2 separate regions of the Mus musculus genome follow, and region 2 is linked to region 1. The links are chromatin loops, found by intact Hi-C in ENCODE. Cell type or tissue: left cerebral cortex. All regions are shown on one strand. Each heading gives the region's core, and the rest is flanking DNA. Links, peaks and the distances in the headings are about the cores only.

What was found. Peaks named below come from ENCODE experiments on the same cell type or tissue, not always from the same donor. Only the 100,000 strongest peaks of a DNase experiment are listed, where the experiment ranks them.
Region 2: it touches region 1 in a loop (2.4-fold over the local background); 20 of 42 quality-filtered maps call a loop at or near these places.

What each region holds. Positions count from the first base shown.
Region 1 is chr3:88,134,120-88,141,486 of GRCm38, forward strand. No RefSeq gene overlaps it. Among named protein-coding and RNA genes, the nearest start is that of Mef2d, 4.6 kb to the right of the region's middle. In left cerebral cortex, for the core only: a CTCF peak has its summit at 3,840; DNase peaks (open chromatin) are centred at 3,368, 3,878, 4,340, 5,093 and 2 more places; H3K4me3 peaks cover 3,140 bases; H3K27ac peaks cover 3,171 bases.
Region 2 is chr3:88,083,550-88,090,916 of GRCm38, forward strand. Iqgap3 (IQ motif containing GTPase activating protein 3) reads left to right here. Exons shown (of 38, transcript NM_001033484.1): 2 at 382-469; 3 at 2,601-2,757; 4 at 3,729-3,806; 5 at 5,345-5,421; 6 at 6,112-6,179; 7 at 6,268-6,381; 8 at 6,589-6,767; 9 at 7,187-7,265. Among named protein-coding and RNA genes, the nearest start is that of Iqgap3, 5.2 kb to the left of the region's middle. In left cerebral cortex, for the core only: a CTCF peak has its summit at 4,299 (motif pointing right); a DNase peak (open chromatin) is centred at 4,345.

The DNA of each region.
Region 1 (7,367 bases), core at 1,284-6,283:
CCATGTTTCGGGAGCAATTGGCTAGCTGAGGCACTTTTTAGCAACAGAGCTGAACCTCAGTCTCAAGGGTTAAAGTCTGACATGGGAGAAGCCAGGTCCTACACTCTTTCCCTCCAGATAATTTCAGTGTGAGAGAGTTCAGATTTGGGGGACACTAAAGTCATTAACATTTTGATTTTTTTATTCATGTAACAAGGTGTGTTGTTTTGTTTCAGATGGAATCTCGTGTAGCCCAGGAGGTTCATTATCATCATGACAGGGAGAGTGGCAGCAGGCAGCCATGGTGGAGGAAAAGTAGGTGAGACCTTACATCCAGATCTACAGGATTGAGAGGGAGAGAGAGGGAGAGAGAGAGAGAGAGAGAGGGAGAGAGAGAGAGAGAGAGAGAGAATGAGCAAGCAAGCTAGGAGTCTGGCGCCCTGGGCCTATTGAAGGCTTTTGAAACCTCAAAGCCCACCCCCAGTGACACATCTCCTCCAACAAAGCAACATCTACATCAACAAAGCCACACCTCCTAACCCTTCCCAAACACTTCCATTAACTGGGGACTCAAGCATTCAAACATAGGAGCCTATGTGGCCATTCTCATTCAAACCTCCACAATGACTGAATGCTTGATCTTTCTTCCATCCAATTCACCCATCCTTTCTCTCTCTCTCTCTCTCTCTCTCTCTCTCTCATCAGGGTTTCTCTGTGTAGCCCTGACTGTTCTGCTGTCCTGGAACAAGCTCTGTAGACCAGACTGGCCTTGCCTGCCTCTGCCTCCTTAGTTCAGAGGTGGCAGCATGAGAGGGGGGAGGGGATTAAAAGCTTGCTCTACTGGCCATTGCTATTTTGTCTCACCACTAGGGATTTCAGCCCTGTAGCAAGTGCATTTTAACATCTCTCTAGCCCCATGGCTTACTTTTTTTTTTTTTTTTATATGTGTGTGTATTTGTATGAGTTGTATGCCACACATGTATGGGTCTCTGAGGAGCAGGCTCTAGAATCCCCTGAAGATGGAGTTACAGATTGTTGTGCAGTGGGTTCCAGGTGCTAATCTTAAGTCTTCCTCCTAACCACTGAGCTTCCTCTCCTGCCCTCAACAAACATTAAAATATCTTTCTATACAGTTGCTTGTTTGTGTCTGAGTGTGTGTCTGTGTGTGTATACACACACCAAGCAGCACTCTTGGGAAGGTCAGAGGGATCAATTCTTTCCTTCTACAATATGGGACCTAGGGATGGAGCCTGGTTGGACCTGTTCCTGTACCCACTGAACAACCTAGTTCACTGTCAACAAGCATGTTTGTTTTGTTTTGTTTTGTTTTGTTTTCAAGACAGGGTTTCTCTGTATAGCCCTGGCTGTCCTGGAACTCACTTTGTAGACCAGGCTGGCCTAGAACCCAGAAATCCGCTTGCCTCTGCCTCCCAAGTGCTGGGATTAAAGGCGTGTGCCACCACGTCCGGCACAAACACGTTTTTAAAGCACTAGCAATAAGCCCCATTTGTGCTGAAAATAAATGTTATAGCCTTATTCTTCAGCTCATAGTTTAGTGGGGGAGAGGGGAGTTTTAGGACTTATCCTCATCCGACCTCTGAGAGTGCAGAGGGAGCCTCTGCACTCTCAGAGGTGGGATGGGGGGGGGGGGAACTGTCTGCAGGGGGACCAGGTAGAGTATATATAAAGTGAATTTAAAACAAAACAAAACAAAATAGGGCCGGGCGTGGTGGCACATGCCTTTAGTCCCAGCACTTGGGAGGCAGAGGCAGGCAAATTTCTGAGTTCCAGGCCAGCCTGGTCTACAGAGTGAGTTCCAGGACAGCCAGGGCTACACAGAGAAACCCTGTCTCAAAAAACCAAAAAAAAAAAAAAAAAAAAAATAGGGACTAGAGAAATGGCTCAGAGGTTGAGAGCACTGACTGCTCTTCTAGAGGTCCTGAGTTCAATTCCCAGCAACTTACGGTGGCTTACAATCATCTATAATGAGATCTGGTGCCTTCTTCTGGTATGCATAATACATAGTATTATGTACTGTACACATAATAAATAAATCTAAAATAACCAAACCAAACAAAACAAAATGTTTAAAAACCTAACTTCCCTCCCAATCAGGCTTTCATCCCAGGACTCCGGAGGCAGAGAGGATCAACAGCATAAGGCCAGGCTGTGCTGCCCAGGGAGAGTCTGTCCTAAGAAAGACTGAAATCCCCACAATCCTCTGCAGTACTCCTGTTTGCCCCAAGCAACTTTCCACGCATGGGGCTGGCAAGCTTGGTAAGCTGCATGTTGCTCTTCACACTCGCACTGCTGCATATGTGCACATACACTAACAATAACTACTTTTTAAAGGGCGTGTGAGATGACTTTCTGGGTAAAAGGTACTTGCAATCAAGCCAGATGACCTGAGTTTGAACTCCCACAGATTGTGTCCTCCGACCTCTACAGGTGAGCATGACACACCCTCACACACAGTAAGGCGCACGCCTTTAATCCCAGTACTTGGGAGGCAGAACTCAGTCGATTTCTGAGTTCAAGGCCAGCCTGCTCTACAGAGTGAGTTCCAGGACAGCCAGGGCTACACAGAGAAACCCTGTCTAGAAAAAAAAAAAAATTGCTTAGCTGGGCACTGCGGCATACGACATACACTTTAAAACTAGCACTCTGGGGCTGGTGAGATGGCTCAGCGGTTAAGAGCACCGACTGCTCTTCCAAAGGTCCAGAGTTCGGATCCCAGCAACCACATGGTGGCTCACAACCATCCCTAACAGGATCTGACGACCTCTTCTGGAGTGTCTGAAGACAGATGTAGTGTACTTACATATAATAAATAAATCTTAAAAAAAAAAAGCCTTTAAAAAAAAACCAAAAAAAAAAAAAAAAAAAAAAAGCACTCTGAAGGCAGAGGCAGGGGGATTTTCATGCCACAGGGCCACAGGATGAGACCCTGTCAAATAAACAAGTAAAAAGCACCACTGAAATTGCCCAATTCAATGCTCACAGCAAGTAACACTGTCCAAGGTCAGCCAGCTAATAACAGTCGAAGCTGGGATCTGGCTGCGCATGGCTCTAAGGGAAGAAGACAAGAGCTGCTCAGAAAATGCTGTATGTATTCCAAAAGCAAGATCACCTGAGCATGTGCTCTGTGAGCCTGACAGAAGTAGGAGAGGCTCTTGAAAAAGGTGAGCCTGCACAGGGCTCAACTCTCCCATCCACAAATACTTAACTGGGCGACTACTCTGTTCTTTACACTAGCTGGAGGCACAACACTTGTGGACAGACACACTGAATAAGGTGAGGGAAAAGACTGCACTCATGTGCTTGGAGACAAGGTCTCACTATGTAGCTGTCTGTCCGGCAACTCACTATATATACCAAGCTGGCCTGGAACTCAGAGTTCCACTAGTCCCTGTCTAACACTTCCACTCAGCTAAAGCGCATGCCTCCTTTGCCTTCAGACTGAACCTGCTCTTCCAGCTCCTGGGTTTCTTTCCCAAAGGCAAAGCCTGCTTTAGGATTCGCTCTCTTGAGCTGGAGATGCGGCACAGTGGTAGAATGTGTCCTTAGCATGTGTGAGGTTCAGGCCCTACAGGGGAAGAAGACAGGAAGGGAAAATAGGGGGAGAGAGAGAGAGAGAGAGGGAGAGAGAGAGAGAGAGCGCGCAAAGAAAGGATTTAAAAGGGGCTATGGCATGGAGGCTCTGCTGTAAAGAACCTTGCAGCCCCAAACTGCCCAATGATCTGAGTTTGAACCCTAGAACCCACAAGCTGGAGAGAACCAACTACAAGTTGTCTTCTGATCTCCACAAACACAATAGAAAGTAAAAATAAATAATTAATTTAAAAAATTAAAAAGCGCCACCGGGTGGCAGTGGCACTTACTTTTAACACCTGCAGAAGCTGGCAGATCTCTGAGTTCGAGGTCAGTCTGATCTAAAGAGTGAGTTTCCAGGACAACCAGGTCTACAAAGAGAAACCCTGTCTTGAAAAGCAAAAACAAATAAAAAGGAAAAGAATACACTCTCCTACCTCAGAAATTCTTTTTAAAAATATTTATTAGTATTGTATGGTGTGCAGGGGAGAGATGTTATGTGTGAAGCTCAGAGGATAACTCTGGGAAGTTGCTTCTCCGGCTGGTACCGAAGCACCTTTATCCGCTGAGCCACTTCGTCGGCCTTTTGCAGTCCTTCTGAATGTCTCTGCAATTCTTCCTGTTCCTATAGTTTCTAACACCCCACTTCGCTTTTCCTTTCTCCAGTAACAGGCCCTGAGCTACTGGCCCTTTAAGATTGCCTTCTTCCCCCACGTGCTGTCTGGTTGGGCTGGCGATGCTGACGCATGCTTGACGTCAATAGCAGCTGGTGGAGTTTGGGCACGAGGAGAGAAGTTGGGATGGGGGTTGGGGGGAGCGGAGCAAGAAGGCGATTCATTTGCATTTAAAGGGGCCTCTCTTGAGTTAATTCGCGCTTTACAGAAATACGTCCTGGGCAAACTTTCTGCCCTAGGCTGGGAATAGAGGCAAGAAAATGGCGTGATACAACTTAAGTCCAAGGCTATGAGTTTGGTATGTTCTTCCGCGGAAAAAGAGAAATAGTCCGTCGGTGCCCAAGCTGGGAGCACGTGACCCGGAGGGGGTGGAGGCAGAAGCTGGGGGTGGGGGGGAGACTACTGTAAGGTTGTGTTTGTCTGCCCCCACCCCCACATCCTGCCCACCCAACTGCAGCTGCCACCACATCCTGCCCAGCCGGGGGCAGGGAGCTCCTGTGGGGGGTACACGGACCCGAGACCGCTCTGGCACCATTCGCTGTCCCTCAGCTCCAGGGCCCTCTGCTCTTGTCCCCAGGTCTGGTCCCAAGGCACCCGGTTCTCAGCATAGGGTACTACTGTGCCACACGGACCTGGACAAGTTTCTGGCGGACTCTGCTACCCTTTACCCCAACTCTGGCTTGAAGTGGAGTTGTAGGACCCCCAGACTCAACCCCTGTCCTTATCTACCATGGTTATGAATGCAGAAATGAGGTATTCAGCAGAGTTTGCACAATTCTGACTCACAGGGCTGCGCGAATACATTTGCTAAGCGCGTTCCACGCCAGCTCTGCATCCCCGCAGGAACTCAGGAGCTGGTGAGGAATACCTTAGGAAATAAACAAACCCAGCAAGCTAGTGCGTCCAGAGGAGACAAGGGCGGAGTGGAGCGTCCCACCTTCCCGCGGAGAAAATACACGCCCACCTGCTGAGGGTCCGGTTCGCAAGCTTGGTGGCAGATGCGGGGAAGAATTGGGGGTCTTTGCGGTGATCATCCAAAAACTAAAGGAAGGATGACTCGGTGGTGGAGTCGCGGGTGGAGGTGGGGATTGAGAACTGTCCAGATGGCGCAGGGGAGGGGAAGGTGAGAGGAGGAGGATCTGCCAAGCAGCTCACCAGACTAGAGGGGAAGGCTAGAGCACTTTTCCTAGGTTGAGTAAGGACTGACTGCCAGGTAGAAGAGGGTGCTGAGAGGAACAGGGACCTTTCCAGTTCAGGTGAACTGGAGAAGCTTGAGAAGGGGTGGATAAAGGAGGATTAAGTTTTATTTGCCAGATAGCTTTGTGAAGATGCATGTGAGTTTACAGGGTGTTCTTTTTAGGATGTCGGTGGGTATCAAGGTTTTACAGCAGGGCTGGAAGGTGACTTTTCTTTAGAACAGATGGGCGAGATGACTGAGGCAGTAAAGCGCTTGCCATGCAAGCCTGGCCACGGAAGTTTGATCCTGAAACAAATGGAAAAGTGGAAGATCCACGCCGTAGAATTATCCTCCGACATCTAAATATGCAGCATGGTACGCTAACAGAATAAACTGATTAACAAGAAATGGTGCACAGCCAGAGGTAGGAGAGGAAGCACGAGACTCAGTCATTTGCCACCCAGAGGATTCTGGGATGGGAAATTCAAGGGCCAGAAGAAAAGAACTCAGAGTCACTTTCAGGAAGTCCAATTTTCATCTAACTTCCAACATTACCTTGGCCCTTTTCAGTCTTTCGTGGAAATCAAGACCTCTCCCAAGACGTTTTCACAGTCTGAGTTTTGTCCCACTTGTAGTTTTACTGCCCCCTATTCTGGTCTCCTGTGAGTTGTCAAGTCAGCAGTGAGTGTCCAGGGCCCCCACCTCCCTGAGCTCTCGGAGCTCTTCCTGCTAGTCTTTTAATATCTTCCCCAGGTGACTCACCTTCCTTCCTCATTCCTTTTTAAAGGACTCAACATTCCAGGTCTAAAGAGGGCCAGCCAACCAATCACAGCCATGGACGGCCAGCCTCATATTTGAGATTGGCTGGGATCATGGCTCGCTGGAAGCTCACCAAGTTAGTTAGGGAGAGGCTGGGGAGGGGGATTCTGGGAAAAAAATTTTCTTCTGGCCTTGGTTATGTTTTGAGAAACAAACTGAGTTAGGTTCTCTAGCTTGGAGAGCCTCCAAGGTTGAGGCAGGTTGAACACTCCTGAGGGCTTAGCTGTCCCGGGCCCATCCTGTTTTGTTTTCCTACAAGCTGGGACCCAATGGCCTGAAGGCTGTGTTCCCAGGCCTGTTCCTAAGACGTCTTTTCCAGCAGCCCTGAATCTCTCCAGTCTCAACATTCTGCTTTTCCCGACGTCGGGAAACAGCCGGAAAAATAAACACCCTGATGACTAAACGGTTTCTCCAGCTAGAGCCTGGGGAAGCACTAAAAATAGAGGCCACAAGTGAGGGGAGGTTCCCCACGGGGAGGGCACTTTCCCATTCTGCTCCCACCATAGCCACAAGCAGGAACAAGGCTGTGTTCTCCCAGGGCTTGGGGAAGGGCAGATGCCTTCACTCAAGTCTTGGGGGCAAACCAGACTGCTCAAGGAGTACTGGCAGCTCTGTGCCCCCACCCCCCATACTACTAGGAAAACTAAGGAGCAACATTTGGGGACCATGTGTGATCCTACATAAATCAGGCTTCTGGAAGGAGGGGCAAAGTGGAAGGGTTGAAAAGGGAGGCCGAGGGACTAGAAGCCTACGTGCTTCCTGTTTAAGGAGGTACATATATGCCTCCAAGCTCTTTGCAGAATAGTCCTATTGAACTGGCCCACTATGAGCCTTTTCTGAACTCACGCAGGCCCTAAAAGGGCTCATTTTCAGCTGAGCAGCCCGTGTGGGTCATACAGTGCAACACGAGGCACTGTACTAGTCTACTGGGAACTAAACTCACACCAAATTCACAAGTTATGTACCTGGCCTTACCACCTTCAGCTTACCCAAGAGGATGGAGAGTTAAGAGATGTGCTTTGCTCTTTTCAGAAATAGTGGAAAATTTTGAACCAAAACAGTCTGACTCCGAGATTATAAATTTTCTAACCCACCACTTGTCGCCTCTTCTCATCTCTCCCACAAGA
Region 2 (7,367 bases), core at 1,243-6,242, 51 kb before region 1:
CCTGGAACTCACTCTGTAGACCAGGCTGGCCTCAAATTCTTGTCTCTGAAGATTTTTTTTTCTTTCTTTTTTTGTTGAGACAGGGTTTCACTGTATAGCCCTGGCTGTCCTGGAACTCACTCTGTAGACCAGGCTGGCCTTGAACTCAGAAATCCGCCTGCCTCTGCCTCCCGAGTGCTGGGATTATGGACATGCACCACCACTGCCCAAGATCCATTTTTATTTATGTGCACGTGTCTGTGTGAATATACACCTTGTGTGTATGGGTGCCCACAGAAGCCAGAAGTGGGCATTGGTAGTTGTGAGCTGCCCAGCCCAGCGTGGGTGCTGGGTTTCCTATCTAACGCTGCATTCCTTGCCTTGTCTCCCCTCACGATTTAGATGAGCGCCTCACAGCTGAGGAAATGGATGAGCAGAGGCGACAGAATGTCGCCTATCAGTACCTCTGCCGGCTGGAGGAAGCCAAGCGGTAAGCAGGGTCCACTTCTCCTACCTGATTCCAGTCACCTGTCCCCAGAGCAAATGCAAACAGACAAGGGGCTGTGCTGCTGGAAAGGGCAAGTTAAAATAGTTTTGTCTAGCCATGCATGAGACCACACCCCTGTAGTCTCAGTGCTTAGGAGGTAAGAGGATTAAAAAAAAAAAAAAATCAAGGTCAGCCCAAAGGAGGTGGCTCAGTAAAGTGCCACTACTGGGGAGGCAGAGGCAGGCAGATCTCTGAGTTCAAAGCCAGCCTGGTCTACAGAGGTCCCTGACAGCCAGGGCTACACAGAGAAACTCTGTCTCAGAAAGAAGAAAAAAAAAAAAAGCGAAAAAGAAAACAAAACAAAGTCTTGATTAGTTTCAGGCTCAATAGAAGACGCCATATTTTCCTTAGACAAGGTCTCTCACTGAACCTGGAGCTAGGCTGCTGGGGTCACCAGTACTTGTGGCTATGCCTGGGGTTTTATGTGGGTGCAGGGCTTTGAGCTCAGGCCCCCATGCCTGTGTGGCTAGCACTCTGACCTGTTGAGTCATTTTCCACTCCCTTTTTATTTCCTTAAAAAAATTTGTTTTTAAAATTTAACTTAATGTATATGATTGTTTTGCCTATATGTTTGTCTGTGTACCGTGTGCATGTCTGGTGCCCTTGGAGGCCAGAGGGGTTATCAGATCCACTGGAACTAGAGTTACAGATGCGTGAGCCGCCATTCAGATGCTGGAATCAGAATTGGAACCTTTTACCTCTGAGCCATCTCTCCAGCGCCACCCCCCCTTTTTTTTTCTTAGCCAATAGTCTCTGTTAATGTTTTCCAAAAAGAAGATAGGATGAAGCAGATAGGAAATCAGATGTCTAGCAAGGACAGCTCGAAATAAGATCTGCTTGGCTCCCTTTGGAAACATACTATCTGTAGACCTCAATATCTGGAGAGTCTGTTTAGGGAGTCACTGTGCCTGACTTGTATAACCTCCAGCAGTAAAATGCATTTATATTCAAAGTGTGCTCAGACTGATAGCTCCCTGATCCTGGCAGCTGCCCACTGAAGACCGGTGATGCTGGCCTCATTTCTACAGAATGCAGTGGAGTCTCAGAGGTGAACTGAGGAAATCATTTCATCAGACATGAGCTTTCTGTACCTAAGTTCTCAGAACCATAAACAATGAGAGAAATGGCAGAGCCCATTTGGTTTGAGTCAGGTGTGTAGCCAGACAAAGTGAGAGGTTACCTTACACATCAGGGTAAGAGTCTGGCTATACCTCCATGAAGTCAGGCTGTAGTGACAGTTTTAGAATTTTGGGTTTTTTGGTTTGGTCTTGTTTTTTTGAGACAGGATTTTTTTGGTGTAATCAACCCTGGCTGTCCTGGACTTGCTTTGTAGACCAGACTGGCCTGGAATTCATTGGGATCCCTCTGCCTCTGCCTCCTCTGCCTCTGCTGGGATTAAAGGCATGTCCCACCATGCTCAGCTGTTTTCTATAAAAATACAGACATATTGTAAGACTGTGCTTTCATTTTATCCCAGGTGGGGGGGGGGGTGTGTGTGTGTGTGTGTGCGTGCGTGCGTGCGCGCGCGGGGGGGGGGGGGGGGTGTGCTTTGACTGCCCACAACAGCTGACTATGATTTGCCTCCTGCTCTAGCAGAGGCGTGGTTTCAACAGCTGCATATAGTTTCTGCCATTGCGTGTTGTTTGGAATTCTGGGACCTTTTCAGAGAGTGAGGGCTTTAAGAGGCATTGGTGATGGTTGTTCATGGGGGTTGGTTGTAGTTTGTTAATAGCCATAGTTAAAAAGAAATTAGATTAAGAGATCTCTCTCCCCCACCCCCCCATCAAACTGGGAGGGGGAGGGGGAGAAAGGGTGAAAAAAAGAAGAACATGTAAAGTAGCAAAGACCAGCTACAGCAGGCAGGTATGGGAGCCACCCAGGGAGGCTTTCCAAGGTGAATGAGGGAAAGGGTTGGCCTATTCAGGCCTCTGTGGCAGCCTGGGGAAATTGGGGATCAGCAAGCCAATAGGGTAGGGAAGGGATGGAGTGTCAGGTCAAAAGGGATGGGCAGATCCTGCAGGCGCAAGGACCTGTGTGGCCTGCCAGTGGGTAAGACATGCTCTCCTGTTCATAGTTGGATGGAGGTGTGCTTGAAGGAGGAGCTTCCTTCCCCTGTGGAGCTGGAGGAGAGCCTCCGGAATGGAGTGCTACTGGCCAAGCTGGGCCACTGTTTTGCACCCTCTGTGGTCCCCCTGAAGAAGATCTACGACGTGGAGCAGCTACGCTACCAGGTGGACACAGTGTGATCTATCCCCTTACCATCTCTCCCCCACCAAGATGCCCCTTTTCACAGCTATAAGGGTATGGGACCACGTCATTTAAGGGTCCATATATGAGCTGGCCGTGACATGCATGCTTTCATCCCAGCACTTGGGAGGCTGAGACAGGCGGATCTCTGTAGTTTGAGGCTGAGGCCAGCCTGGTCTACAAAACATGTCCCAAGACAGCAGGGGCTGGCTACACTAAGAAGCCCTGTCTCAAAAAAACAACAACAAAAAAGTCCATATACAGTCATTTTTGAGGATGAAAAGAAGTATAAATAATTGTATGTGGTTAGTATCTATTCACTAGCATCTCTCTGCCATGTGGGTGCTCCCCTAACAGCATGGAGCCCTGCTGCCTGGGCCATAAGGTGCCCTGAGGTACAAATGGCTGGAGGTTTTTCTAATTACACTGCACACTCCGAGGCTCGTGGGCTTTGCCACCCTGAAGGGTCTTGCTTGTCTCTTCTTGTCTCTCTTTTTATTTTTAGACTTGTTTATTTATTATATGTAAGTACACTGTAGCTATCTTCAGACACACCAGAAGAAGGTGTCAGATCTCATTATGGATGGTTGTGAGCCACCATGTGGTTGCTGGGATTTGAACTCAGGACCTTCGGAAGAGCAGTCAGCGCTCTTAACCGCTGAGCCATCTCTCCAGCCCCAAGTCTCTTCTTCATGCTCTAACCAGCTCGAGCCTCTTGTCCTGAGCCAGCTTGGAAGCCTTACTGCACTGCCCTCTCTGTCCCTGCCTCCCCACTGTCCAGCCCGATCACCATTTCTGGTGGTTTCCACTATTTTTCTGTTCCATGGGGCAGAGAATCCACAGGGTAGCATCCGTTGGATCCTCTTATCCTTCCTCCCCACTTAAGCTGGCATCTGGGCTCCTCCCATAGGGAGTCCTGAGACCGGTAAAACATTCCCTCTTTCCTCCCTTTCAGGCGACTGGCTTGCATTTCCGGCACACGGACAACATCAACTTTTGGCTCTCTGCGGTAGCCCACATCGGTCTGCCTTCGGTAAGACTCCATGTGATCTAAGAGAAAGTTCCTCGGGGGACTCTGGGCCTTTGAACTAGGTTGTTAGGTCTCTGCTGTCACCTCCCTATTAATGAAAGGAGGGAAGGTCTCCTGGACTGAGGCTCATCAGTACTGTCACGTGGCGCCCCTGTGTAGTGTAGATGGGGCTACACAGAGAAACCCTGTCTCGAAAAACCAAAAAAAAAAAAAAAAGTGAAAGGGCAGCTGGAGAGATGGCTTGAAGGTTAAGTGCCCTTACTGTATCTACAGAGGATCTGGGTTCAATTCCCCAATAGCCACTTGGTTCATAACCATCTGGAACTCCAGTTCCAGGGACCCCTATTCCCTCTTCTACTCTTATAGGCACCAGGCAGGCATGTGGTACACTTGAATACATATAAGCAAGACACTTTTACATATTTTAAAAAAAAATTAAAAAAAAAAGATTTATTTATTTTATGTATGAGTGTTCTACCTGCATGTACACCTACATGCCAGAAGAGGGCACCAGACTGCATCACAGATGGCTGTGAGCCACCATGTGGTTGCTGGGAATTGAACTCTGGAAGAGTGGCCAGTGTTCTTAACAACCAAGTCATCTCTCTAGCCCCATTTTTTTTATTTTTATTTATTTTTATTTTTTAAGAGAGACATTTTAGGAGACAGAAGCAGTGGTGGGCGTATGCTGTGTTGGTGTAAGTGGGACAGCTCTCTAGCTTTGGTCCCTTGTTAAGCTGACTATAACATAGGATGTACTAAGCTTATGTTTCGTTTCTTTCTCTCTCTCTTTTTAATAATAATGTTTTATGATCGATTGATTTATTTTTACTTTTATGTATATTGGTTTTCTGCCTACATATGTGTCTCTGTGAGGGTGTCAGATCCCTGGAACTGGAGTTACAGAGAGTTGTGAGCTGCCACGTAGGTGCTGGGAATTGAACCTGGGTCCTTTGGTTGAACCTCTTCCTTTGGAAGAGCAGCAAGTGCTCTTAACCACTGAGCCATCTCTCCAGCCCCAGGTTTCATTTCTTAGAGGTTTTTGCAGATCAGAGGCCCTTGGCTTGAAAAACAGCGTGGCATGCTTGGTGCCTTTGTGGGTCATAGCAATGCATGCCTTGTTCAGCCCTGCCTAAGCGCACGGCCCAGAGTACATTATCTATGTGGTGAAAATCTCCGGTCAAGGACCAGACTCACTCGGGCTGAGTGCCTGGGACCTGATTTCCCTACAGGAGACTATAGCCTGCATCCTGTAGCTCCAGAGGTCCCATCTAGTGGTCAGCTGACCCTGAACACTCTGTGACTATGTAACTGGCTGCGTCTTGGCTTACTTAGTAAGCCTTTTTGACATCTGACTAAATGGGAATGGTTATAGGAACTGACTTAGAAGCCTGGGTTGCAGGCACTCCCAGCTCTGGTTGGAGAGGGATGCATTGTTCAACATGATCCTCCCTCCCTAGGCCAGCTTGGAAGCTGTATTGCACAGCCCTCCTTGGTGCCGCTCTTCCCAATGTGCAGCAATTGTCTGGTTTCTCCTCTAGATCTTCCTCCCAGAGACCACAGACATCTATGACAAAAAGAACATGCCTCGGGTGATCTACTGCATTCACGCTCTCAGGTGAGACAGCCTGACTTGTCAGCCAGGCTCCTCTACCTGGATCAGCCAAGAGCAATCAATGCTGTAGAAAGGAGGGAGGGCGATAGCCGACTGAGCAGTTTTGGGTATTTACGTTCATAAGCGTGCTCGTGAGCACGTGTGTGTGTGTGTGTGTGTGTGTGTGTGTGTGTGTGTGCCTTGCAAATGAAGGAACAGCAGGATGAAGCCATGACTTGGACGTGAATGAGTCAGAACAAGGGCCCATCAGGAGCAGCTCGTGCAAGCCACTTAGTGCCAGCATGGGAGGCTACTTGGTTCTATTCACAGGCAGGCATTACAGTTGGCCGAATCATAGAATGGGCCTGGCCAGATCCCGGGTCCTCAGTGTCACCTCTTCACGCCCTCTCTTCCCGGACCCTTCTTTGCCTCCATTTCTGGCCTCTGTGGCTGTGTTTGCTGTAATCTTCCTCTTGTCTCCACTGTGACTTCCGCTGCAGCGTGCCCTCTGTGGAGCTGCCACAGCTATAGAGACTTGTATGGTATTTTATTCCTTCTGTGGCTCTTGGCTGGCTATTCCCATGCACTGGAGTGACTGGAGGGCAACTGCTAAGTGCTCTCCACCTCTGGGTCTCCATCGTCATTTTACACACCTGTGGTCAAGGTGTGGAGGTTAGTACATCCCAATGTCCTAATACCTTCTGTCCTTCCCAGTCTCTTCCTCTTCCGGCTGGGATTGGCTCCACAGATCCATGACCTGTATGGGAAAGTGAAATTCACAGGTAAGCCAGCTCCTTTCCTTTGTCCATAGACTAAGCAGGGGCTTGGGGGTTCTAGGCCTAATGAAGAGCATCCCTGGCGTCATTGCAGCTGAGGAACTCGGCAACATCGCCTCTGAACTGGCCAAATATGGCCTCCAGTTACCGGCCTTCAGCAAGATCGGGGGCATCCTGGCCAATGAGTTTTCAGCCGATGAGGCTGCAGGTAGGGCTGGACTCTGCCCCTGGGTAGGATGTGGGAGCATGGGGCAGCATGGAGGGGAGGGGGCGCCACTGCAAGCTTCATAGCCCTTGGGAGGGATCTGGCACCTCATCCACAGGCAAGGGGGTCAAGCTCCCTGGTGCTTCGGCCAACTGTGCTCTGGTCTGGGTCCCTTCTGGCTTCTTGACCTTGCTGTGTTACCCCTCCAAGTCCATGCAGCTATTCTGGCCATCAATGATGCCGTGGAGCGAGGGGTGGTAGAGGACACTCTGGTCACCTTGCAGAATCCCAATGCTCTCCTGGGGAATCTTCGAGAACCTCTGGCAGCTGTCTACCAAGAGCTGCTGGCCCTAGCCAAGATGGAGAAGGCGGCCAATGCCAGGAATCATGTAAGGAGAAACCTTGGGTTATAGGGGCCAGGAAGTTGAGAGGCCTAGGGAGTCTCAAGCGGGAACTAGGACTGTGCTTTGTCCTGCCTCGGGGGACCGTTGAGAAGGAGCAGAGGAGCTGGAGGGTGATCTCTGTGAGGGAGCAGGCTGGAGGGATGAGCCTCAGGCAGCTGAAGTGGGTCTGGAAGGAAACATGAGCCCTGAGGCCAGACTGCAGAGTCTACAGGCCGACTGGCTTAATTGTTGGTGTCTGGGGGTAGACCCCACGTTCTCCTCAGTCCTCAGCAGGCTGGTCTTGGCCTGGCTGGCTGTCAGTCTGCAGAAATGACAAGGATAGGGAGGAAGAGATTGTGCTGTCACCCCCCCACCCCACCCCCGCACCTCCCCATCTCAAGTCTCTCTCCATCTCGCTTTTGCAGGACGATGGTCAGGAGCAGGACATCTATGAATCCTGCCTCACCCAGGCAGAGATCCAGGGCCACATCAACCTCGCCAACGGTAACAGATGACTGGGAGAGCCTGGGATGCTCTACACAGCCTCATGGCCTTATGTGAGCCAGAGCCTGCCCTAGGGAAAGATCAGAGGCCAGGGACGCTGTG